Regions from separate parts of the Homo sapiens genome. Here regions 1, 2, 3, 5 and 6 are each linked to region 4. A link is a contact called in ENCODE Hi-C or POLR2A ChIA-PET data. All regions are on one chromosome and are shown on one strand. Each heading gives the region's core, a stretch centred on a gene start or an enhancer-like site at or near the end of the contact. The rest is flanking DNA. Distances are from core to core; before and after follow the strand shown. Region 1 holds the start of RIMKLB (ribosomal modification protein rimK like family member B). Region 2 holds the start of FOXJ2 (forkhead box J2). Region 3 holds the start of EMP1 (epithelial membrane protein 1). Region 4 holds the start of YBX3 (Y-box binding protein 3). Region 5 holds the start of GSG1 (germ cell associated 1). Region 6 has its middle 20 kb from the start of CDKN1B.

Region 1 (3,910 bases), core at 594-3,093, 2.0 Mb after region 4:
TTCTCAGAATCACAGACTGCCCCCCTCCCTGACAAGCAGACTCCAGCACCTGGTAGGGGTAAGAGAAGACAAGAGAGAAAAAAGGGAGACAGAGAAAGATAAAAAACATCAACAGCCATGTTGCCAAACTAACAACTAAATCAATGACATGAAAGAAGGAAATTAACAGCACTAACCAAGATAGAAAAGAATAAAATAGGATTACCTCAAGACAAAATAGGCCTCCTCCCCTTTGACACACTAACCAAATAAAACAGTAACCATTGGAAAAGAAATTTAACTATGATTATTTTTAAAATTAGAGGGTTGCATACTAAAATTTAGGAAATAAATGTTAAATCTCTGAGACCGGAATTTCAGAGAGTGTTTTATTCCAAATGAATATCTTAAAAGTATTCTCATAATTGCTTTTAAGAAATCATTTTTTAAAATAGAAGAAATGACCTTTAAGGTACCCAATATTGTGAAAGTAACAAAAATGAGATTTAAAAACATTTCAATTTAAATGGTTATAGTTAATAATTAAGAACACCCATAAATATAATGAACATACCAAGCCCACAAAAAAAAATCTGCATAGTAGGCTGCCCATATACTTTCTATACCTATTTAGAGTTGAACCTAACTCCACAAAGATGTGGTAACAATATATATAACTAATGGGAAAATGACAGCATACTGAAAGAATTTACATAGCAGTTGCATTGAGCATGGTTAGTGCAATAACCCCTCACAGAACAGAATTACCACCCCATCGCTATTCGCCAATACAAATGGGATAAAACAGTGAAATAACAAATGTGTGATCAGAGATAAGGACATATTAATAAGGGGAGATTGAAATTATTACCACTCTGGTTTGGGTTTTTTTTGGGGGGGGGTGAGGGGCAAGTAGTGTAATATTTACATCATGCTCAAATTTTTAAAGAATCAAAACTGGACAAGCAATTATTTGGTCATCCCCTTCTCATTCAGAGACTGTCAAAGGAAAAGATGGAATGACTGTCACACTCTCTAAAATTTACACGTAAGGAGGAAAACGTGGAATCGAATACAGTAGCTGCGGGACCGCACCACGTGATCCTCCTCCCGCGGTCGCTCCATAGAATTTGTGGGAAGGGGGGGGAGGGGGAGTGTCGCCGCAATCCCGAGGACAGGTCAGCAGCCCGCGGGTCCGACTCCAGCCGGCGTTCCCGGGGTTACCACACCCCCTCGCCGGCGGGGAAACCATACTCCTTACACGCCCGAAGTCGCCGCCCCCTCGACACGGCTCGCCCGGTCGCACGCACACGCCACGGGCCGGCGCCTCCCGGCACACGCGCGAAGGCCGGGCCCCGCCTCGCTCCCCACCGACTCCGCGGAGCGGCGACCACCGGCCTCAACTAGCCCCGGACCCCGGGCGCGCTCGGGCCGGTCCCCTCCCCGGCCCAGCCCCCGCTAATCGGGGGATCCATTCCGCTGAACTCGCCCACTCGGGAGGGCGCGCCTTCGCCTCACTGCTCTACACCCGAGGGCAACAGCGGTCGTACCGCTCACCTGGGTCGGGGGGCTCCTCCCTCGCTCTCGGCCGACTGAGCCGGGCTGGGGCCTTCGAGGAAGCGCGGGCCGCCGGGCGGCTGGAAGTGGGGGAAGGAGAGGAGGGGGAGGGGGTCGGGATACCGGGAGCCGCCTCCTTTCTCCTCCGCCGACTGCGGCTCCCGCAGGCTGGCCGGGCGTCCTCGCACACTCGCCCAGTTTCTCACAGCCTCGCGTCCCGTCAGCTTCTCCCTCACCCCACTCCCACACACTCTCACTCCCACACACTCACACCCGGCCGCTCCTCGTTCCCTCACTCGCCTGCCGCGCGCGCGCGCGACCCCGCTCACACACAGCGCGCGCGACGCCGGCGGAGACCGCCCCGCTCCCTCAGACCGAACGCCGCCCGCCCGCTTGCTGAGGAGCGGCGCGCGCCCCGGCCCCGCCCTCCTGGCGCCGCGGCGCGGCGGGCGGGGGGCGGCGGCCGGAGGAGCTGGGGGCCGGGCCAGCGCGCCGAGCACTGCCGAGCGGATCTGACACCTGCGTCGAGAGCCGCCCTCCCAGCTCCTCGCCCGCACCCGAGCCATCGCTGGCCTCGGGGGAAGAGAGGCGATGGATCGCGCGCGGGGAGCGAAAAGGGAGCGCGAGGGCGCTCCGAGGACGCGCCTCCCCACCCGCCCCCAAACCGTCTTCACTGAGAAAGGGAAACGGATGGGGGGGGTGGGGGGCGAGGTTTGCTCCCAACTCGAAACCGCGAGATTAGTCCCTTCCGTTGTACGCCCTCCCCGCCCTCACATTCCCTGCTTAGGCCCCATCAATCTGCGCCTGGAACCCCGACACGAGCCCCCTACCCCCTCGGGCGCAGGGTCCTGCCGGCATCCCGACGCCTCCCGCCCAGCCCTTCCGCCGGCCGCCGCCCGGAGTCTCCGCTTACGGTGGTTCCTCCCTCCGGTAGGCAAAGATATGGAGACAAAGATCATTCATACCTAGAAGGTCTTTATCCGGGACTGGAGTAAAGACAGTACCTCTGTATATTGAGAGGCAAATTTAAAACCACATGATAAATTTCCTGGCTGAAGCGGGTTTGGAGATACAGGCGGGGTGGATAGCGCCAGCTCTGCCCCCTAGAAACCGGCGTAAACCTTGGACAAGTTAGTTGCTACGCTTCCTCTGAGCCTTTGTTGTGAAAAGATAAAAGAGTACAGTCCGGAGTCGTTGTGAGAATGAAATGAGATATTTTAAGAGCATTTTGTAAATTCTAAAACTATGTATAAAAAATAAAAGTATAGCCCAAAGGAGGCTAAGAATATGAATGTTCAACTACGCTATTACATTTTCTTAAGGAGAAAAAAAAAGGGCTACAGACGACCTCCCAGGTTTACATGGAAGATTCACTTCCAAATAACTTCAGTCACCAGAGACACCAGGTGTGAGGTACGGTAATGTGCTCACCAGTTTGCCTTCTTGCTGGTCTCAGCCCTGTCTCAGTGACCTCAGCCAACAACTTTTCACTGCTCCTCTCCCAGTCAATTGACAATATAATTTCATTTTCTGCTTTTAAAAAATTTTTTGACTAATTTCCTTCAGCGTCTCGAGAGTCCTTTAAAAGATGTAGCATAACCCAGGGTGGTAACTTCTGGATCCAGACTGCCCGGATTGGATTTATGGTTCCACTCCCTATGTGAACCTCTGCAGTAACTTAACCTCTCTGTATCTTTATCTGCTGAGCTGTAAAAGTGAGGATAAAAATAGTCACCTACTTCATGGAGTTGTCATAAGGAGTAAATGAGTTAATAAGTATATAATATTTAACAGCTGACACAGATCAAGTGCTGTTCAAAGTGTTTAGTGCTATTATAATGTTAGGTCAGTGAGAGTAACCTAGGATAGGCGTCTAGTTGGTTTACAAAATTTAGAGGAACAAACGCCCTATAAGATAGATACACTATCTTGAGAACAAAGGGGATAAGGTCTACAGAACTAAATTGTTGCTATTTACTTCCACTCTGATATTCAGCCCCCTGGGACATAAAGTATATTCAACTCCAAGACCAAGAGAAGCATTTTGTGATCAAGGGAAGCTTGAGCACAGAGATACTAACACTGAAAATCTGACAAAATAAACACAGTGAAATTGACACAGGGAAAAAAATGTACAGAGGATCAATAATAATATTTAATTAACCTATTCCTTCAGTCCCACTCTTAAGGAATCCAATTCGTGGTAACTGCATCCCCAGAAAAAGTGGGTTGTACTGGTGAAACTGAGGATAGGAAGTATGACTATTAACTCACTTGCCACTTGCCCTTAAAAGTTGTTATTCAGGGCAGGGCGCGGTGGCTCACGCCTGTAATCCCAGCACTTTGGGAGGCTGAGGCAGGCGAATCACCTGAG
Region 2 (3,785 bases), core at 1,239-3,738, 2.7 Mb after region 4:
CACATACCCACTTGAAACAGAGAGCCACATTCACATGAATTAAGAAGTATATGCATGTTGTCCTATAGCACAGCCACACAAACCTGTGCCCTATCTCATATACCACCAGTAGCTTCCAGGACAAATGACTGTACTCAGGAATTTAGGTAGACCTCACCCATGCCCCAGAGAGAGGAGGAAATATGAAAGGCCAAGTCAGATGAAGCCTCCTTCACAACTTGTCCTTGCTGTGAGACAGAAGATAAGGTATCTGCTAATGGTGAGGCAGGAAAGCAGACAACCAGCTAGTGACCTCTCCTAAAAACAGCCTAGGCTTCAGGGGAGGATTTCCTGGTACCCTTTTCCTGCCTTTTCTGAAGATTCTGGACTTTGATAATTCCCTAGCTTATGAAGGAAAACTTTAACACAAGGTTCGAGGGACTCAGAACTGAACAAGAAACAGGAAGGGAGAGGATGAGACTATTAGGTACTTTTCTGGAAGGAAACTTTATATACTCCTCAGAAGTGAAATCTCTCCAGTGGTCAACTTGTTTAACTGGAAGTCTGGACAGAAGCGGAGCAGCAGCCCTCCTCCCTTCGTATCCAGGATCTAATTTTTCCTGAAGAATTGTGAGCAAAAAACAGGAGTCGAGAAGGGGACTGGGGCAGTGGTTCAGGGCCAGCATCAAGGAAGCACTTTAACCCGGGAGTTGGCATTCCCCTGCACACTTTCTTCTCGCCTCAGAACATGTGGGATTCCCATTTTCCCTTTGGATTTTATGGGCAGAGGCATACATCCAGCTAGGAATGGAAATGTCAGGAGAGGAGGCCTCTTGGTATCTGAGATAGGATGAGCAGGAACAGATTGCTTTTCTTGTCAAGGGAGCTATAATTGCAGTAAGCTGGAGGGAACACCTCTGGTGAACACTAAGCTGACCTCGGCATGCCCTGGGCAAGGCCAGGACCCCAGATGCCACCGTGATTTTCATGACAGCCCACTCTCCAGGGGAAAAGGCCCAAGGGTGAAGGGTGGTATGGGAATCTTACCACTGGTTGGGTTGTGTAAATCACTGCTACACAGTATGCATGTTCTCAAAATGCAGCTGTTTTCCGATAACCCTTTTCCTCAGCATGAAAACATCCACTTCCCTAAGGGACCTAAAATGAATCCCATCCCTTTAGTCCCCAAACACTAAGAAACCCATTTCTCAGAGCTTCTGCAGCAAGATGTGGGTTCAAATCCAGGAGCTCCCTTGGATCACATTTCCCATTGGATTTTCTGAGTCATCACTCTGTCTTCCCCGGCAGTGAAACCCACGATCCACCAGCTCAACCCCCTACACCCACTAGTGCCAGACAATGACAGAGAGAAGATGAAAGAAAGCACTAACCTGTCTCCAAGGTTCCTCCGGCAAAGGGAGGGAACCACCTGGTACTGGAGTTTGGGGTTGGAGGGATTCCCCTCTTCAGAGGCAGGTGACGGCTCTCATCCTCAGTGGCTCTTCCTGGACGAGGCTGAGCCTCCCAAGTTGGTGAGGGGAACTGGGTCCCCTGAGGATGAGGAGTCAAGGTTGGAGGAGGGGGAGGGGGAGGAGAAGGAGGTCCTACTTGGGGAAGGTGGCACACCCCCCACACCCTGCTTGTTACCCGGGGGAGGAGGGGAGGAGCCTCTCCCAACCAGGAGTTGTCTCCTCCCCCTTGGGGGAGTTCCCCTCCCCCCCAAACTGGATCTTTCTGAGGTGGAGGGCTCTTTCTGTCTGCTGGAGATAGGAGCGGAGGGGCTCCACCCCGTTCCACTGTCTAGGCACGAGGAAGTTGAGGGGGAGGTCTTCCCCTCTCCAGAAGGCTGAAAGCCGATTCCTCTTCTTTCCCTGGAGTGGCTTCTGAACGTAAGGACTCCTGTCTCCTGTGAATAGTGGTGGGCCGAGGGTGCCTACTCCACAGGCACAGCCCCGTCTCTCTTTGCCTCCAAAGTCCTGAACTGTTGAGAGTGTGTGTTTGGAGGGGCGGGGGCGCGCTAGGGTGGTCTCACTCTGCTTCCCTACGGAAAGCTCCCTTCTTTCCACTTCTGGGGGTCTCCTCCCCGGCCAGTACAGGGGTCTTCCTCGCCTCTAGGCAGGAGAGAGGCGTCCCCTCCAGGGGTCTCTTCTTTCCCTCACCCGAGTGGTAAGGGTCTTTTCTCTCCAACAGGGGGAGAGGTTGCTCGCGTCCCCGCTCCCGCCTCCGCTCCCGGGGTGCCCCAGAGGGTGGGGCTTTCGTACTCCCGGCTGTCCCTGAGCTGGCCTGGGCAGCACGGTCCGGGAGGCCGCGGCTCGAGACTCCGGTCCCTGCTACTGTGGCGGCAGCACCTCCTCTAGGGCCGTCCTGTCGGGTCCGCTCCCTTCGGCGCGTGGGGCTCCCCGCGCTGCCACCGCTCGGGCTCCGACCAGTCTGGGCTCCCGGGGAGCCAGAAGGCGGGCAGACAGTGTCAGGGCTCGGCGCGGGCTCGGGCTCGGCTCGGCTCCGCTGCAGGCCCCGGCTCCTCCCCGGCCTCCGCGCCGCGCTCCGCGCCCCTCCCCCTCCCCCGCCCGCCGGCCGCTGCCGCCACCGCCTCCCGGCGCGGGTTAAGGAGGAGCCGGGAGACGCCGAGCCGCGGGCAGCGCCGAGCCGCGAGCCTCGCTACCCGGTGTGCGCTCCGCCTGGAGAGCCACGGCCGCTCTCACGCCGGCGAGGGATCTCGCCGCCCTCGCCCACCTGCGGCCGCGTGGCTCCGGGAGTTCGCCGTCTACCCGGGATGACAACTCACTGCTCCCCGTCGGGAGAGTCCCTAGTGCGCACCGTATACCGTCAATTCCAGCTGACACCCCAACTCCGGCGTTTCATTCTGTTAAACTCCGTATACAGATGAACAGCCCCAGCTTTCTCAGGACTGTCTTTGATGGGCTTCTCTTTCCCTCGAGATAATTTATAAAGGATCATGAGCATTGAGGTGAAGATTGGGGTGAAGTTTATATGTTACCCTTATATCATCCTGGAATTCAGTAAATGCTCCTTGAATGAGTGGATACATGATAAATGAGCGTGTAACGGTGAAATAAACATCAGAAGATCTGGGTCCTGTTCCTTGTTTCAGCTTCCTAAACTTGTGCATGGCCCTTGTTCTCCGCAATCTTGCTCAGCGAAGAAGGGACCTTGATACTTGGCCTGCTTACCCTTTACAGCTGTCACATCCTGAAGTCATATTATTCTGCTGCAAATTCTCATATATTTCATACTCTGGCTTTTTTTTTTTTTTTTTTTTTTTTTTTGAGGTGTTGTTTCACTTATTGCCCAGGCTGGAGTGCAATGGCACGATCTGGGCCCACTGCAACCTACGCCTCCCGGGTTCAAGCGATTCTTCTGTCTCAGCCTCCCCAGCAGCTGGGATGCCTCAGCCTCCGGAGCAGCTGGGATTACAGGCGCGCGCCACCACGCCCGGCTAATTTTTGTATTTTTAGTAGAGATGGGGTTTCACCAAGTTGGCCAGGCTGGTCTCGAACTCCTGACCTCGTGATCCACCTTCCTCGGCCTCCCAAAGTGCTGGGATTACAGGTGTGAGCCACCGCGCCCGGCCCATACTCAGGCTTTTTAAACTTTTATCAAACTACCCTACTTTCTTTCCTTTCTTTCTTTATCTTTTTCTTCTTTTTAAATAGAGGCAGGGTCTCAGTATGCTGCCGAGGCTGGTCTTTAATTCCTGGGTTTAAACTATTCTCCCTTTTTATGCCTCCAAAGTGCTGGGATTACAGGCAGGAAACACGGCCCGGCCTACTCTCTACTTTATAGCA
Region 3 (3,461 bases), core at 341-2,840, 2.5 Mb before region 4:
ACACCTCGGTAGACACTCACCCAAAATGCTAACCGAAAAAAAGAAAAAAAGAAAAAAAAGAAAAAGCACCCTTCTTCATTCCTCCAGATTTCATGATTAGCATGAGTGTTTGCATTTATACAATCACATTTCGGGAACAAGAGAAAAGATAAGCATTTCAAAACAATCACTGCCTTCCATGCAAAGAAATTCCACATCCACTTTCTTTTAAAAGTTCTTTTATCGTTTCTGGTATGCCATCTTTTCACTCAGCACTGAAAGGCAGCTCTTTCTGGGGTGAAAGCACAAAGCCACTCAACAATTTTTAACAGGCACAGATGAAGTTCTCCTGCCCCACCCTCTTCTCCAAACCCAGCTTCCCTTTTGCCTCCCCCGCCCTCCACATCTGGCCAAGAGAAGGCATCTGGAATCCTCATCAGCTCCTGCTTCGACCAAGTGAACCCCTCCCACGTTTCATTTAAAACACCATTTGCCTCCCTCTCTTTCTCTCTCTAACAGTTTTCTTTTTTCATTTTTTTTCTTTTTCTTTTTTTTCCTTTTTGAGACAGAGTCTCACTCAGCTGCCCAGGCTGGAGTGTAGTGGCGCAATCTCAGTTCACTGCAACCACCATCTCCCGGATTCAAGCAATTCTCCCGTCTCAGCCTACCAAGTAGCTAGAATTACAGGCACCTGCCATCATGCCTGGCTACTTTTTGTATTTTAGTAGAGACAGGGTTTCACCATGTTGGCCAGGCTTGTCTTGAACTCCTGACCTCAGGTGATCCGCCCGCCTCAGCCTCCCAAAGTGCTAGGATTACAGGCATGAGCCACCGTGCCCGGCCAACAGTTTTCTTTAAACAAACCAATCCCCCTCTTCCCATCCTGTGAGGAGAAAAAAAATACTTAAATTTAAACAGAAGTGAATAGGGAAGCAAACAGGCAGGAAAAGCAATGTCAAAAATAAACTGAAAACCAGTTATCTATCCACCACCACCCAAAAAATCCCAACCAACAACCAGCGAGCAGAGTAACAGTTCAAGTCCTGAAGCAATCGGAATCAAAACGGAGGAGGTGAAAAACATCTGGCCAGTTCCCGATGTCATTTCCAAGGTGTGTGGTGTTTCCTCCATAAACAGGATCCTATCCCAGTTTGTTTCAAAGTCCCTGCTCCCTCCACATCCTAGAACAAGAACCCGGTCACTGCCAGGCACGATTTTAGCCCCATCCCATTGATTTCCCCAGACTCCGTCCTCAAAATACACTTTTCTGAACTTTCTAGAAAAAGTTGTCTCTGTATCCACTTTGAGCCAAAAGTTTCAAGGACTTGGTTCTTAGAGGATCATAGAAAAATAGCGAAGGAAGAAAAGAAAAAGCAAAACTAAGATGAGGTCAGAAGAAGCAGAGCCGTGGAAAGGAAGGAGAAGTTTTGCTGAGAGTCCCCACAGCGTTGGGAGCTGTCCTACCTGAAGGGTCCCAGCGACAGAGGCGCTCTGAGTGGCAGGTGCTGGCAGCAGCCCTGGTCCGCTCTTCTGGAAGTATGTGACCGCACTGAGGGGAAGGACCTGCCTCCCGAGGTTATAAGTTTCCTCTGCTGGTGTACTGGGGTGTGTAATGGGCGGTTTCTTTTCACCGTGTTTTAAAGGAGTTTCTATGAATCAGTCTGGCTTTAAAAAAAAAAAAAAGATTTGTTGGTAAGCTACGCCCTGCTAAGCTGGCAGTCAGTCAAGAGTGGCTGGGAGTGAGCCATCAATTCAAAGAACCCTGTTGTAGGCTCTCTCTGACTCAGACACACAGACCACAGTGGAAAAAAGGAGGGACATTGCTTCAAATGAGTAACAGGATCACACAAATAGATCTGTTTACTGAAGCCCATTCCTCCTCACCAAAAAGGAGACTTGGTTACCATGGACATAAGGCAAAACACAAGGTTTCAGCCTGGGAGGGGGAGGAAAGGGGCCAGTGTCCTGCTGACTGAAGTCCTAGGTCATCATCAAGCGAGATTCCCAGTCTTCCTCCCCCATTAAAAGCATCAGCTGCTGCTCACTGTCAGGAATTATCAGATTCCTTTTTTTATTTACTTCCCTGCCTGACCCTGGTGCACTGTCCTGTGGGTGGCTGTACAGGGAGGCCCTGAAGGCGAAGGGGACACACTAGGAGCTCTTGCAGCCCTGCCTCTGAGTGATGGAGCACTGATTGAACAGCAGAGAATTCCTGGTCTTTCATTATGCTCTGCTAGTGCCCGTGTGGACTCTCCACATTCCAGGAGGAAGTCCTCTAGTTAAGAACTTTGCTCTCTGTAATAATCAGCTGGACCTTGTTCTACAATTGACTTTCTTGAACTTGGCCAGTAGCATAATCATCCCTACTACCTCCCTGCACCACTCCTCTCTCTCTCTCAACTCTGGAGCTGGGAGAGGCCTGTGAAGTCATCTCATCCCACAGCCCAGGCATTCCACTGGAGAGAGTAAAAGCCCAGATGCCTGAGTTCAAGCCCAGCTCTCCACAAATTTGCTGTGTGACTTTAGGCAAACCACTTAACTTCTCCATGCCTATTTTCTCATGCATAAAATGGAGATGGCAGGTATGTAACTCATAGAGCTATGATGAGAAATACACATATAGGGGCTCATGGCAGTGTGCATAGTGAGCGCTCAACAAATCTTAGCTACAAGGATTATTTTACTGAAGAAGCAGCTCAGGCCCAGAGAGGTGAAGTGACTTATTCAAGGAGATACAGTACGTTACCAGTAGCAGCTTGGATCTAGGTCAGCACATCCAAGCAATTCTATTTCTGTTATTCTCTGCTGCACCCTGACAACTTATTTCAATTCAAAATATGCGTGTGTAGTATTTATTCATTCATTCTGCCAATACAGGCTGCACGTCAGTCTTCACTGGGCCTGATTCAGAGCACTGAGTCACAGAAGTGAATGACATCCCTGCCTCTTGGAACTTATATTCCCTAAAAAGATAGAAAACAGACTGGTGGCTATTCACCAAAATGTTGATCAAATTCGATGATAAAATTATGGATGCAGTTTAGTTTGTTCTGGTCACAATTCTGTATTTTCCAAATCCTCTGCAATGAACCTATATTACTGTCTTTAGGATGTTGGCATGTGGATGGATGGATTTTAGGAAAAAATATTTTAACATGGGAATGTGGAGAATATTTTCTAAGGTGGATGATAAGGAAAACACAACACACACACACACACACACACACAATGATTTGATGATGCTGCATCTTCACAAGTCCCTGAGAACTGAATTCTATCTCTGTAAAAGTAAGAAGGTCTGGATTTTCTCACTGAAAACTGATGACGTGATAAAAGACTGCATGTTTCTCATAGAGTTCCTCACCTCTCCCCTCTCTCATTGCTCATTTGATAATAAAAATGCCTGTCTGAGAGGGGCCACTCCCAGCAGTGGGTTGAGAGTCCCTGTGATCTCTGAGCATCCCAACCCTCAGGGAGGGGAG
Region 4 (3,639 bases), core at 537-3,036:
TTTTAAAAGGCTTTACTGTTGGATCGGTTTGAAGAGTTCAATCTCCTTACTTTTTTTTCTTGTAATGTAATTCTGAAAGGTAAATAGCAATGATAATCATTTTGCTGAATAAGAAAGTCAATGGTCAGTCCTCACCAGAATAAATCATGTTTATAATTTAATTGTAATTAAGACCATAATCTTTCACATGAAGAAATAATTTAATCATTCTTAGAATTAGACCAGCATTTTAAAAGCATCTACATTTATATAACATCACTGTATGCTCCATACTGAAGTCAAACTAAAATATGAATCTAACATTTAAGAGTTTGTAATTTTTTAAATATTGATGAATTACATAGAAAAGCTCAAAATTACATAATTTGCTATTTTTTCAAATAACTTATTTTCTTTGTGTTTTTTGTGGATGAAATAAGAAAGTAAGAATTCAGGAAAGTTTCATAATAATTGATAGCAAATGTGCAGATAAGTAATTGAGTTTGGAAGAATTTGGTCTGTTTTCATTTTGTAAACATTCACTATGTCCAAACTCTGTGCTACGTACTGTACTAACCAGTGGAGATACAAAGATGAATTACACTTGATAGTTACCCTACTGATGTTAAGGTAGACATCGACATTACAGACATATTCCTGGAAAAAAATTTGGTAAATTGTTTGAGGGAACAGGCAATAACTTAAAAAACAAACAAAACAAAGGAGCTTTAGGTGGACCGGACACTGGAGTGACACATGATAATCTCATCTACTTTTCATGTCACCTTTGAGAACCTCTCATAAAGCAGGAAACCGACTCTGGGACATTGAATCTCTGTCCCAAGTTAACCTGGTTAATAAAAAACAAAGCCAGAATTTATACCTAGTCTGTCTGAACCCTAGGGGCCAAATAGTCCTGTATTCCAGACAGTCTTTGGGTACAGATCCCAGACCCTCTGGCCCTGTGTTTACTACCATCCAGCCCATTCTCAAAGGGCATGTGGGCTCTTCAACTTGGGAATAATGTTTATTGGGTGATCTGTTTCTCTATACCTCTCATCCTCGAGGCTAAGAGGGCTCAGTTCCTTAAGCTTTCACCAGCTGGCAGAGGCAACTGGAGCAGAAGGTAGGAAGTGGATTTATTCAGCTTTTTTTGTGTGTGTTCCTTATTAAATATATATTGACAGCTCCTTATTTGTTGCGGTTAAATTGGTGTAAACTCTGAATTTACATTAAATCTGTGAGGTCAATTTCCTCATCTGCGTGTTACAGATGAAATTATCCGTATATTACCTTTCAGGAGTAAGTTGCCAAATAGTCTTAAGGTTTTATTATTCCAGGTCTTAACAGCTGTGCTACGAATAGCTGCTGGTGCTTGATACATGTTGAATGACTGACTAGATGCAAAGGATTTAAAAACAAGTGTTTGAGAGGGTAAAGCGCAGAGTAGTTTGGGTGCCCTATTTTACCTCTCCTTGTCAGCTGCGGGTGTCAAGACGGGTTGAGGGAGGAGAGCCAATGCACCCCGCTCCAACAAAGGGTCAGCAGCGCGGGCTCCTCGGAACGCTCCAGAAGACAACCCGGGCGCCCCGTTCACCCTGGCTTTCCTTGGTTCTGCAACGCGACCCGCGCGCTCGCGTCCCGGCGGATTGGAGCCATAGAAAGCGCACCGGGCGCCTTTAAATGCTAATGAGAGTCCAGGGCCCGACTCCCGAGCCAAGTTTCCCCACCCTCTCCCCTCGCCCGCCCTTCCCTCCCGGGCCGGTGCGCCGCCTAGAAAAACTTGTGCGGGGCCATTTTTGGGGCAGTAAGATCGAGCGAGGAGCCCAAGAGAGAGCGCGCAGCACGAAGCTCGAGCCGCCTCCGCCGCGCGACCCCACCTCGGCCGCCGCCGCCTGCGCCGCGAGATCCGCCCCGGCCTCCCCGAGAGCGAGCCCCGGCCGCCGCGACCACCAGCCGCGCTAACCGCCGACCAACCGCCACCGAGGCGCCTGAGCGAGAGCAGAGGAGGAGGAGGCATGAGTGAGGCGGGCGAGGCCACCACCACCACCACCACCACCCTCCCGCAGGCTCCGACGGAGGCGGCCGCCGCGGCTCCCCAGGACCCCGCGCCCAAGAGCCCGGTGGGCAGCGGTGCGCCCCAGGCCGCGGCCCCGGCGCCCGCCGCCCACGTCGCAGGAAACCCCGGTGGGGACGCGGCCCCCGCAGCCACGGGCACCGCGGCCGCCGCCTCTTTAGCCACCGCCGCCGGCAGCGAAGACGCGGAGAAAAAAGTTCTCGGTGAGTCAGGCCAGGGAGGGCAGGGGCTGCCGTAGTGGGGCGGGCCCAGCCGGCCGCGGAGCACGTGTGGGCAGCTCGCGCTACATCTCCCACCCGGGCTGGAGACGCTGACAGCACAGGGTCCCCAGGGATCTCCGGGTCCCCAGGGGTCTCCGGGTCCCCAGCGCTGGCCGCCTCCCTTGCCGGCGCTCCCAGGTGAGCGCGCTGCGCCCTGCGCTCCTGGCGGCCGTGTGCATCTCCCTTCTGGTTCCGGGCCAGAAAGTTTAGGTCTTAACTTCTGTCTCCCAGACGGGCACTGTTGCGGATTCGCGTGGTGGAAAATGCCTGCGTTTGGAGAAGAAAGGAGAGGCAGTCTGGGAGAGGGGACCTTGGGTAGGGATGGATGTAGGGGAAGGACCGACACGTGGGCCTGGCGCTTTGGGGTCCTTGCTTGGGATCTGGGAAAGGAGAGCATTTCCTTTGGGGAAGAGGAGGGCGCTAGAAGGAGACGGGGAGGGAAAGATAGAAAAGCTTCTTGCCAGGAAGGGTCAGGTGTCTGTCCCTGACGCCCTTCCCACATGGGCATGGGAAAGACGCCATGCTCCTGTTGGCCACATGCCAGCAAAGAGATGTTGCAATCGTCTCCGGGAAACTTGGGTCTTAGTCCCACGTCTTCCTCCCCCTCTCTGTGCCCACGGCTGCAAACAGCCATTCAGTGTCCACCAATGGCTACACGCTTCCCTCTTCCCGGACTGTGGGAACGCACGTGGTGTAGCAGCTGAAAAAACTTTGTCGGAAGTGGGGGTATGACGTTAGTTCAAAACATTGTTACCTTGGCACTTGTAACGTAGGAAGGGAAACAGGAAGATGAAATGTTGAGATTTGGGGGGGCAGTGGATGGAAAGGGTTTCTGTGATGGTTGTTGGTTTAGTCACATAACAAGCGTTCTTTTCGTAAGTAACGCCCCTGTGTGAGTTCTTAAACGCTTGCAAAGCAGGTGGGTGGTGAATAACCTCCCTAAAGGGTGTGTGTCCATATCGTTCGCTCTTATAAACAGGAACGTTAACAGATGGTGTAGGATGCTTCGGAGACCTCTTCACTATTTGGGGTGGGGCATGTTTGTCTCATCTCTCTGAGCCCTACTTCCCCTTTGGGAAGAAAGTTGAGGGAGCAATGTGAGAGAAGTGTATTCAATATTCCCCACCTTGAGAGGACTATTTTCTTGTTTTTTTTTTCTAGGGCTTTTACTAAGTCCCTACCAAACAACATGCTAATTGTAACCTGTGTAGGTTAAGAAACAAAATAGGCCTGATTTTGCTGGACTAAAAGTTGCTTAAATCTAGTCAGTAGTACATTGTGATGTTGTTTCTAGCAAATATTTCTTGGAACACTTTCTGCCAG
Region 5 (3,579 bases), core at 699-3,198, 2.4 Mb before region 4:
CAATAAGGTTTCACTGTGTTGCCCAGGCTGGTCTTGAACTCCTGGGCTCAAGTTATCCTCCTGCCTCGGCCTCCTGACGTGCTGGGATTAAGCATCCGGCCATAATCTCATTTTTAAAATTCAGATCTCTAGTCCATCTAGAGTTTATTCTTGTATATGATTTTTAAATAAATATAATTTATATTTTTCTAAATGGCTATCTAGTTTATCCCAACAACATTTCTTAAAAAAATCATCTGTGCCCCAGTGATTACAGATATCACCTTTGTCCTATACTGGAAGTCTATACATAGCTGTGTTTATCTCTAGACTTTCTGTTCTCTTCCATTGGCCTGTTTGTCTAGTCATGCACCAGTACCACATTGTTTTTTTTTGGTTTTTTTGTTTTTTTTAATATACTTTAAGTTCTAGCGTACATGTGCACAACGTGCGGGTTTGTTACATATGTATACATGTGCCATGTTGTTTTAATCATAGAGGCTTTGTAGTATGCTTTATATCAATTAGGGCTAGCACCACCTCAGAGCTCTTCCTTTTCAGGGTTTTCCTAGCTAGTCTTGTGTATTTTTTTCCCATATAAACTTTAATATCAACTTGTGTTGGTCTTTTAAAATACTCATGGTTATTTGTATTAAATTTATAAATTAACTTATAACGGACATCTTGATCAATTTAAGATGTGCCAAAAATAAGGCATGTTGTTCCATTGGGGAAGTTATTGGCACTTCGAGATCCGATGTTCTCTCTTAGATACTTCCTTAGGTAGTTTAGGTCATTAAATAAAATAATAAATATTTCTTGAGCAGCTACTATGCCCTTGGCACTATATTAAGCACGATAGAAGTAAAAAACCAGATTCTGTCCTCAAGCAGCTTAGAATTTCACGAGAGAAACAGACTAACACACCAAAAGCAAAGCAGGCATGCTGTATGAGCAAAGAGGAAATGGGGAGTAAGGAGGGCTAGAGCCACAAGGTAGTGAGACTGGAATCATGTGCCCTGAGGTTGTGTAAGATTTAGGCAGGGCAGCAAGGAGAAGGAAGGGATCCCAGTGAGGGGAACCCTGGCAAAAGCTCAGAGGAGGACTGAGTGTGACAGGTTTCACAGGGCAGAGGGCCCCATCCAGACTGTTAGCTGGAATCCTGGATGAGGCCCTCTTCCAGTCTCCGAGAGTTATGCCTCCATATTAACAGTCCCCAAACACTAATTATGTATTCATTAAAATGATGTTAGTGAATGTTTGCTGGGTTTCCAGATACTAGCCCTTTAGAATGGTAATTTCTGTACATTGTTACCTTTTCAGGGAATGGCCTTGAGTTGTGCCATCCAATACAGTAGCTACTTGCCATGTGTGGCTGTGGAGCCCTTATGATATGGATAGTGCAACTGAGCAACTGAATTTCTAATTTTATGTAATTTGAATTCACTAAATTTTAATTTTAAAATGAAAGTAGTATAAAATATTTTTCATTAAACCCAACTTTATTGTGTGGGGAGGGCTACATTTTAAACATAGTATTGTATAACATATGATTGCTGTATCACAGTATGTGTGTCCAATTTACTTTTTTTAATGTGGCTACCAGAAAATTTTAAATGACATATGCTGCCCACATTGCATTTTGCTTTGACAGCACTGGTCTAGAGTCTCACAACTCAGTGTGGTCTGGCTGGACTCACGTGAGAGCCATCCCAGACTCTGCACTTGACTAAGTCAGGATCTGCACTTGACTAAGTTCCCCAGGTGAATCTTATGCACAATAAGATAAGCACTGATCTGGACGACCTCAGAAGACATCCAGCCACTGGTAGGTACCCAGCATGACCCCCCCCAATCCTTATGGGAGGAGGCTGAGGGAGCAACAGGGAGACCCCTGACTGCCGTTGTGACATCACAGAATAAACCCCACGGGTCACCCAACCCCGCCCTGGCTGGTGTCTGGCCCTCAGGACATCCTCTCCAATCCACCACACACCACCTTACCCCTCTGCTGGCAAGAGGGGACCTGATTCATCCTCACGCTAAACACTCATTCTACCCAACTGATTGAGACAGAACAGAAGATAAACTGAAACTTCTCTGCCTTCCCGCTGCAAGAGTGAATGAGCGATCCCTCTCAACTGACTCAAAATGTTTGCCTCACCCAGGAGGTAGGTACAGTGATTTTGAAATCTCATGAACATCTCATACACATATCTTTACTGCTGGATTTGTAACACAGGTTACACTAACTCATCAATTTCATGTATTTCACATGGTCACAGTAAAGAGCTTGGAAATGCACTATAGGGTTCTACAAAATGGAATGAAAATGTGTCACTCAGCCCAGTTTTCATAGATAAAACTGGTATGTCCATACCTTGGCCTATTACCTTTTCATCTTCCTTCATTAAAACTTCCATTTCTTCTTCCCTTGTCTCATCATCTTCCTTCTCCTTTCTGTTCCCAGGGCTCCCTATGCCTCTCCTTTTTTCCTTTCATCTGCATTATTCCCGTTGCCAAAATCTGGAGCCTGGTAAAGGCCCAGTAGCGGTGGCAACAATAGAGCTGTGTGTCACCCCAGTGAGCTGAAAGAGCAGACATCAAGCTCTATGCCAGAGAACAGTGGGGCATCCCCAAGGTCCTGCTGGAAGGCAGCTCTGATCTGGAACTGGGAAGGACAACACACAGTCAAGCTCTTTCTCGTCTCAGAGAATCCAGCAGAATCTTCAGGGATCCTTCCAGACCAGGAAGACTCTCACACTCTGCAGAGAAGTTGCGGCTTGTTTAGCATTTGACCTACATTCAGAAACGACCAGCCTCCCAACTTTCAGCTCTAAGGATTACTTAAAAAAACAAATGGTGTTCATTCTCAGATATCTTGCCTTTCTCAGGAGAGAAAAATGAAGCTTGCAATTAGCCAGCAAACTAGCACATACACAAACACACACACACGTACATACACTCCAACACAGGGAGCAATGTGGTATGTTGTTGACCAGCTGGAAGTTAGGATCTCAAAGGAAAGAACAGGATAACTTAAGAGGCACTTCTGGGACTGCAGAGCTGAGCTGGTGGTTCTGAAGAGCCATCGGAGTGTGGGTTCAGGCAGCTTCCCTAATTCAGAAGCAGCCCCAAGTGAATAGATGACAAAGAAGTGGATGTGAACATGACAGAAAAAGCCAGTCATGGCTTAGAATAAATTTTATTATTGTTCTTTATCAGTGGTTTTCCAGGAGAGACACAGAGGGAATATGGGAGCGTCTGGTTGCTAATATGTACCTGAGAAGTATAAAGTACACTTAATCCATTGCCTCAATCTGCAGGAGGTCCCATAAATCTGGCCTGCAATCTGTACATTTTGTTAAAGGTGACTGTGCCTTGGCTTTTACTGAGTGGCAGCCTGGTGATGAGTCAGGCGAACAGTCCTCAAAGATTGCCAGTGTTGACTTTACCATTTACTAGCTTTGTGGCCTTGAGCAAGTCAAACCCTCCGAATCGGAACCCTCACTTGTAGAATGGGGATGCCACGTCCCTTTCAGGCTGGTTGTGAGGATTAAGGAAGATGTCTGAAGGGTCTAGCAAGGTGTCTGCTGGTAG
Region 6 (3,739 bases), core at 598-3,097, 2.0 Mb before region 4:
CAGGCAGATGTCAAACTTCTTTTCAAATGCTGTCAGAACCTAGCACAGTCCAGCATACTTCATAAGCACTCATTAAATTTCAGATACAAGAATCAATTAATTCTATGGCACTACTGAAGTAGGGAAATTTATCATTCACAAAACTTTAAATATCAACAGTATACCCAGTGCACCATATTAGAAACTATAAAGCATCATTTGAAATTCTTAAAAGGACACCGTTTTAAGATAGTAGATATGTAAATATCTATGTAATTAACCAGGCACAGTGGTTCATGCTTCTCATCCCAATGATTTGGGAGGCTAAGTTGGGAGGACTGCTTGAGCAAAGGAGTTCAAGACCAGCCAGGGCAACATAGTGAGACCCCATCTCTAAAAAATTTAAAATTAGCCAGGTGTGGTGGCATACACCTGCAGTCCCAGCTACTCAGGAGGCTGAGGCAGGAGGACTGCCTGAGCCCAAGAGGTCGAGGCTGCAGTGAGCCATGATCATGCCACTGCACTGCAGCCTGGGCAATAGAGCAAGACTCCATGTGTCTTAAAAAAAAAAAAAAAAAAAAGGACTTGCTTGCTCTGGTGAGTATGGGGAGAGCCTCTCCTCATGTGTAGGAGTGGCAGCATATTCCAGAGTAAAAACATAATAATAAAATAGTGAACACATGCATAGCTACTACTTTATGCAGGCCTTGTTGTAAGTTCTTTACATATATTCAATGTTTTTCTCATAGAAAGACATTCTTAAGACTGTGAAGAGAGAAGAAAAGCAGGAAACAGAATTAAGGTATTTAAGGTACTTAGTCCAGGGCCTGGCACATAGTAGGCACTCATTATTGTTGTTGCCAACAAAAGGTCTCAAGAGAACATTCAGTCCCCTTCCTCCCCCTAGATAACGACCCTCCATATTCTGAAGCATTCACTGAATCTTGCTCCACTATCGTGCAGCCACATTCCCACGGTTGAACAAATCCCACGGAAGACATCAGTAGGAACTACAGCTCTACTCAGGTAGTTAACACCAACCCTGGGCCCCCCAGCTTGGATCCTCAGCTGAGGATATGCCAAAGATAAGCGCCCAGCTCCCTCCTTCTCACTTTCTATCAGTACTCTCTCTTGAGTGTAGATTTGTTTTATTTTGTTTTACTGGAGAAGGGGAGGAGGAGAGGTGGAGGCAAAAAAGGGGAAAGGAAACAGAGAAGGTAAGATGCAGGAATTATTTCAGGTCTCAGTTTGGCAGGGGCTCATATGTAAAGCTATTATGTTCGAGAAATATAAAAGACTAATACTTTTCCTAAAGATTGAAACAGAAACAGTGGTGATTGGACTGGGAATTATACCTCACTTCAATGAACTCCAAAAGAACTTGAGTTGATTGCTGAAGAAGTGAACAAATAGTGATCAATTTGCTGACAACTGTAAAAGCGTATGGGGTGGGTCACAGCCATTATAGCTTCCTGTGGAGTCAGTGGCCAACTCTAGGTTGTTACCCCACTGTAGCCAGCAGAGGTCTCTCTTTTATTAATCTTCAATTTAAAAAAAAAACCTCTGGGTTGTTTATTTCTATTATCCTTTTGAAGTCTCTTTCTAAAGCCAAATAAATAATGAATCATTTGGCCAAAACATCTTCGAATACTGAATCTAGTCACTTAGTAAAAATGAAAGACAAAAATGCTGAGCTACTTGAAGCAAAAGATTCAGTATTCACCTCTAAGCTATTCATTTGCTTAGAAGATTCACGCCAATCGCACAGCCAAAGAGCAAAACATGGGCCAGACTCTAAAACAGCAATGAGCAACTGGCTGAGTATGACAAAGAAAAGGGAGCTCCAGCTAAGACTGGTAGCGGGGTGGAGCAGGAGGCTGGCGAGGTCCACTTCTTCGGATCTCTGGTTCAGTAGCTGACACCAAGCAGGGCTCTTCCTTGAATGCACTCCTTCAAAAGCCTCAGATATACCACTTGTGACCACATCCCCTCTAACGGCCCAAGCACTACACATTACACCCTCCTTACTTAATGAAATCAAGAGTTTTGGTTTTTGAAAACTCGATTGTTTATGTTAAGCAGCATCATGGAGAACTATCAAGGCGAAAGCTTGAACTTTCTTTCCCACGTCCTATTGGGATAACCCCAACATAAGACTAAGGATTTCAATTAATATTAGATAAAGTGAGGAAACAATAAAATTTATTTGAAGCTGCTCAAGTCACTCTCTTATTTTATTTTATTTATTTATTCTTTTGAGACAGGGTCTCAGTCTGTCACCCAGGCTGGAGTGCAGTGGCGTGATCATGGCTCACTATAGCCTTGACCTCCCAGGCTCAGGTGATTCTCCCACCTCAGCCTCCCAAGTAGCTGGGACTACAGGTGCACACCACCATGCCCAGCTAGTTTTTTTGTTTTGTTTTGTTTTTTTTGAGACAGACTCTCACTCTTATTGCCCAGGCTGGAGTGCAGTGGCGTGATCTTGGCTCACCGCAACCTCCTCCTCCTGGGTTCAAGCAGTTCTCCTGCCTCAGCCTCTCGAGTAGCTGGGATTACAGGCACACACCACCACGCTCACCTAATTTTTTGTATTTTTAGTAGAGACGGGGTTTCACCAGGCTGGCCAGGCCAGTCTTGAACTCCTGAGTGATCCACCCGCCTCAGCCTCCCAAAATGCTGGGATTACAGGCATGAACCACTGCTCCCAGCCTAGTTGTTTGTATTTTTAGTAGAGATGGGGTTTTGCCATGGTACCCAGGCTGGGTTCAAGTGATCCACCTGCCTCAGCTTCTCAAAGTGCTGACATTACAGGTGTGAGCTTATTTTATTTTAGTTTAGAGACAAGATCTCACTCTGTCACCCAGGCCTGAGTGGCAGTGGTGGATTATAGCTCACTAAAACTGTGAATTCCTGGGCCCAAGCGATCCTCCTGCTTCAGCTTCCCAAGTAGGTATGACTACAGGTGCTCACCACCATGCCTGGCTTATTTATTTATTTATTTATTTATTGTAGAAATGAGGCCTCACATTGTCCAGGCAGGTCTTCGATGCCTAACCTCGAATGATCCTCTTCGGCCTCCCAAGCAATCCACTTTGGCCTCCCAAAGCACTGAGATTGCAGGCATCAGCCACTGTGCCTGCCAAGTCACCTTTAAATTATCCAGTGGCTTCCCATTGCACTTAAAGTCCAAAATTCCTAATGTGGCTTAAAAAGCCCATCACTCCAGCCACAGCACTCATTCCTTCTGCCATTGGCTCACTGCCCCCCAGCCACAAGCACATTCTTTCAAAGCTCTTCTCTGACTTGCAGCCTTGGACTGTGTTCTGCTTGGCTCACTCTCCTTCCTTTCCTCCTTTCAACTGGTTAACTCATGCTCAGCTTCCAGGTCTCAACTTGAAAGTCATTTCTTTAGGAGGGATTCTCTAACCCTCGCTCTAGGTCAGGGCCCCTGTTTCAAACTCTTACAGCATCCTACAGGCAGCCACTGGAACATAGGGGAAGGCACTGCAGGTGAGGGGGATGGAATGGCATTTTTTATTTTGTTTGTTTGTTTGTTTTAGAGATGGGGTCTTGTTCTGTTGCTCAGGTGGACTGGAACTCCTGGGCTCAAGGGATCCTTCCACCTCAAACTCCCGAGTAGCTGGGACTATAAGTGGCTGCTCAGCTAAAGGGAGTGTTGGTGGATTTTTAAAGGCCCTTTTCTTTTCAGTAAACACAGGCTGGCTTGGGGAAAGAGTTTCGATTTTAGCCCCTGCTTGCT

The links. Hi-C counts contacts between places; a loop is a spot of excess contacts on that map. ChIA-PET counts read pairs that join two places held with the same protein, here RNA polymerase II (POLR2A). Pooled maps may share reads with other maps.
Region 1: a map of ovary shows a loop between it and region 4 (16-fold over the local background). The contact joins the promoter of RIMKLB here to the promoter of YBX3 in region 4. A Hi-C loop is called at or near these places in 2 of 168 maps with a recorded cell type or tissue (ascending aorta and ovary) and 8 of 50 pooled maps.
Region 2: a pooled map shows a loop between it and region 4 (4-fold over the local background). The contact joins the promoter of FOXJ2 here to the promoter of YBX3 in region 4. A Hi-C loop is called at or near these places in 9 of 50 pooled maps.
Region 3: a loop to region 4 is called in a map of naive thymus-derived CD4-positive, alpha-beta T cell, with 7 times the contacts of the local background. The contact joins the promoter of EMP1 here to the promoter of YBX3 in region 4. A Hi-C loop is called at or near these places in 1 of 168 maps with a recorded cell type or tissue (naive thymus-derived CD4-positive, alpha-beta T cell) and 8 of 50 pooled maps.
Region 5: a loop to region 4 is called in a map of ascending aorta, with 2.9 times the contacts of the local background. The contact joins the promoter of GSG1 here to the promoter of YBX3 in region 4. A Hi-C loop is called at or near these places in 2 of 168 maps with a recorded cell type or tissue (ascending aorta and naive thymus-derived CD4-positive, alpha-beta T cell) and 11 of 50 pooled maps. POLR2A ChIA-PET finds 5 or more read pairs at or near these places in 1 of 52 experiments (PC-9).
Region 6: a loop to region 4 is called in a map with no recorded cell type, with 5 times the contacts of the local background. The contact joins the enhancer-like site here to the promoter of YBX3 in region 4. A Hi-C loop is called at or near these places in 5 of 168 maps with a recorded cell type or tissue (OCI-LY7, ascending aorta, chondrocyte and 2 more), 3 of 37 single-sample maps with no recorded cell type and 15 of 50 pooled maps. POLR2A ChIA-PET finds 5 or more read pairs at or near these places in 3 of 52 experiments (AG04450, MCF 10A and activated CD4-positive, alpha-beta T cell).

What each region holds. Positions count from the first base shown.
Region 1 is chr12:8,695,924-8,699,833 of GRCh38, reverse strand. It overlaps RIMKLB (ribosomal modification protein rimK like family member B), which reads right to left and starts at 1,843. Exons shown (of 6, transcript NM_001297776.2): 1 at 1,537-1,843. RefSeq lists silencers at 1,239-1,408, 1,939-2,038 and an enhancer at 1,048-2,014.
Region 2 is chr12:8,031,419-8,035,203 of GRCh38, reverse strand. FOXJ2 (forkhead box J2) reads right to left here and starts at 2,488. Exons shown (of 11, transcript NM_018416.3): 1 at 1,371-2,488. RefSeq lists silencers at 2,394-2,633, 2,654-2,803.
Region 3 is chr12:13,194,855-13,198,315 of GRCh38, reverse strand. EMP1 (epithelial membrane protein 1) reads right to left here and starts at 1,590. Exons shown (of 5, transcript NM_001423.3): 1 at 1,444-1,590.
Region 4 is chr12:10,721,470-10,725,108 of GRCh38, reverse strand. It overlaps YBX3 (Y-box binding protein 3), which reads left to right and starts at 1,786. Exons shown (of 10, transcript NM_003651.5): 1 at 1,786-2,259. The coding sequence starts at 1,998. It overlaps LOC124902876, which reads right to left and starts at 2,057. Exons shown (of 2, transcript XM_047429946.1): 1 at 1,449-2,057; 2 at 1-72. The coding sequence starts at 1,999. The coding sequence ends at 3. RefSeq lists silencers at 1,671-1,890, 1,911-2,010, 2,141-2,540.
Region 5 is chr12:13,102,036-13,105,614 of GRCh38, reverse strand. It overlaps GSG1 (germ cell associated 1), which reads left to right and starts at 1,948. Exons shown (of 7, transcript NM_001080555.4): 1 at 1,948-2,150. The coding sequence starts at 2,103. It overlaps LOC105369666 (a long non-coding RNA gene), which reads right to left. Exons shown (of 2, transcript XR_931369.3): 2 at 3,169-3,579.
Region 6 is chr12:12,735,024-12,738,762 of GRCh38, reverse strand. It overlaps a transcript of APOLD1 not described here. Among named protein-coding and RNA genes, the nearest start is that of CDKN1B, 20 kb to the right of the region's middle. Within about 2 kb of position 1,847, at least 13 of the 41 ENCODE cell types and tissues checked have a DNase peak (open chromatin) inside an H3K27ac peak, as active enhancers do; they include OCI-LY7, ascending aorta and sigmoid colon, where a contact is called at or near this core.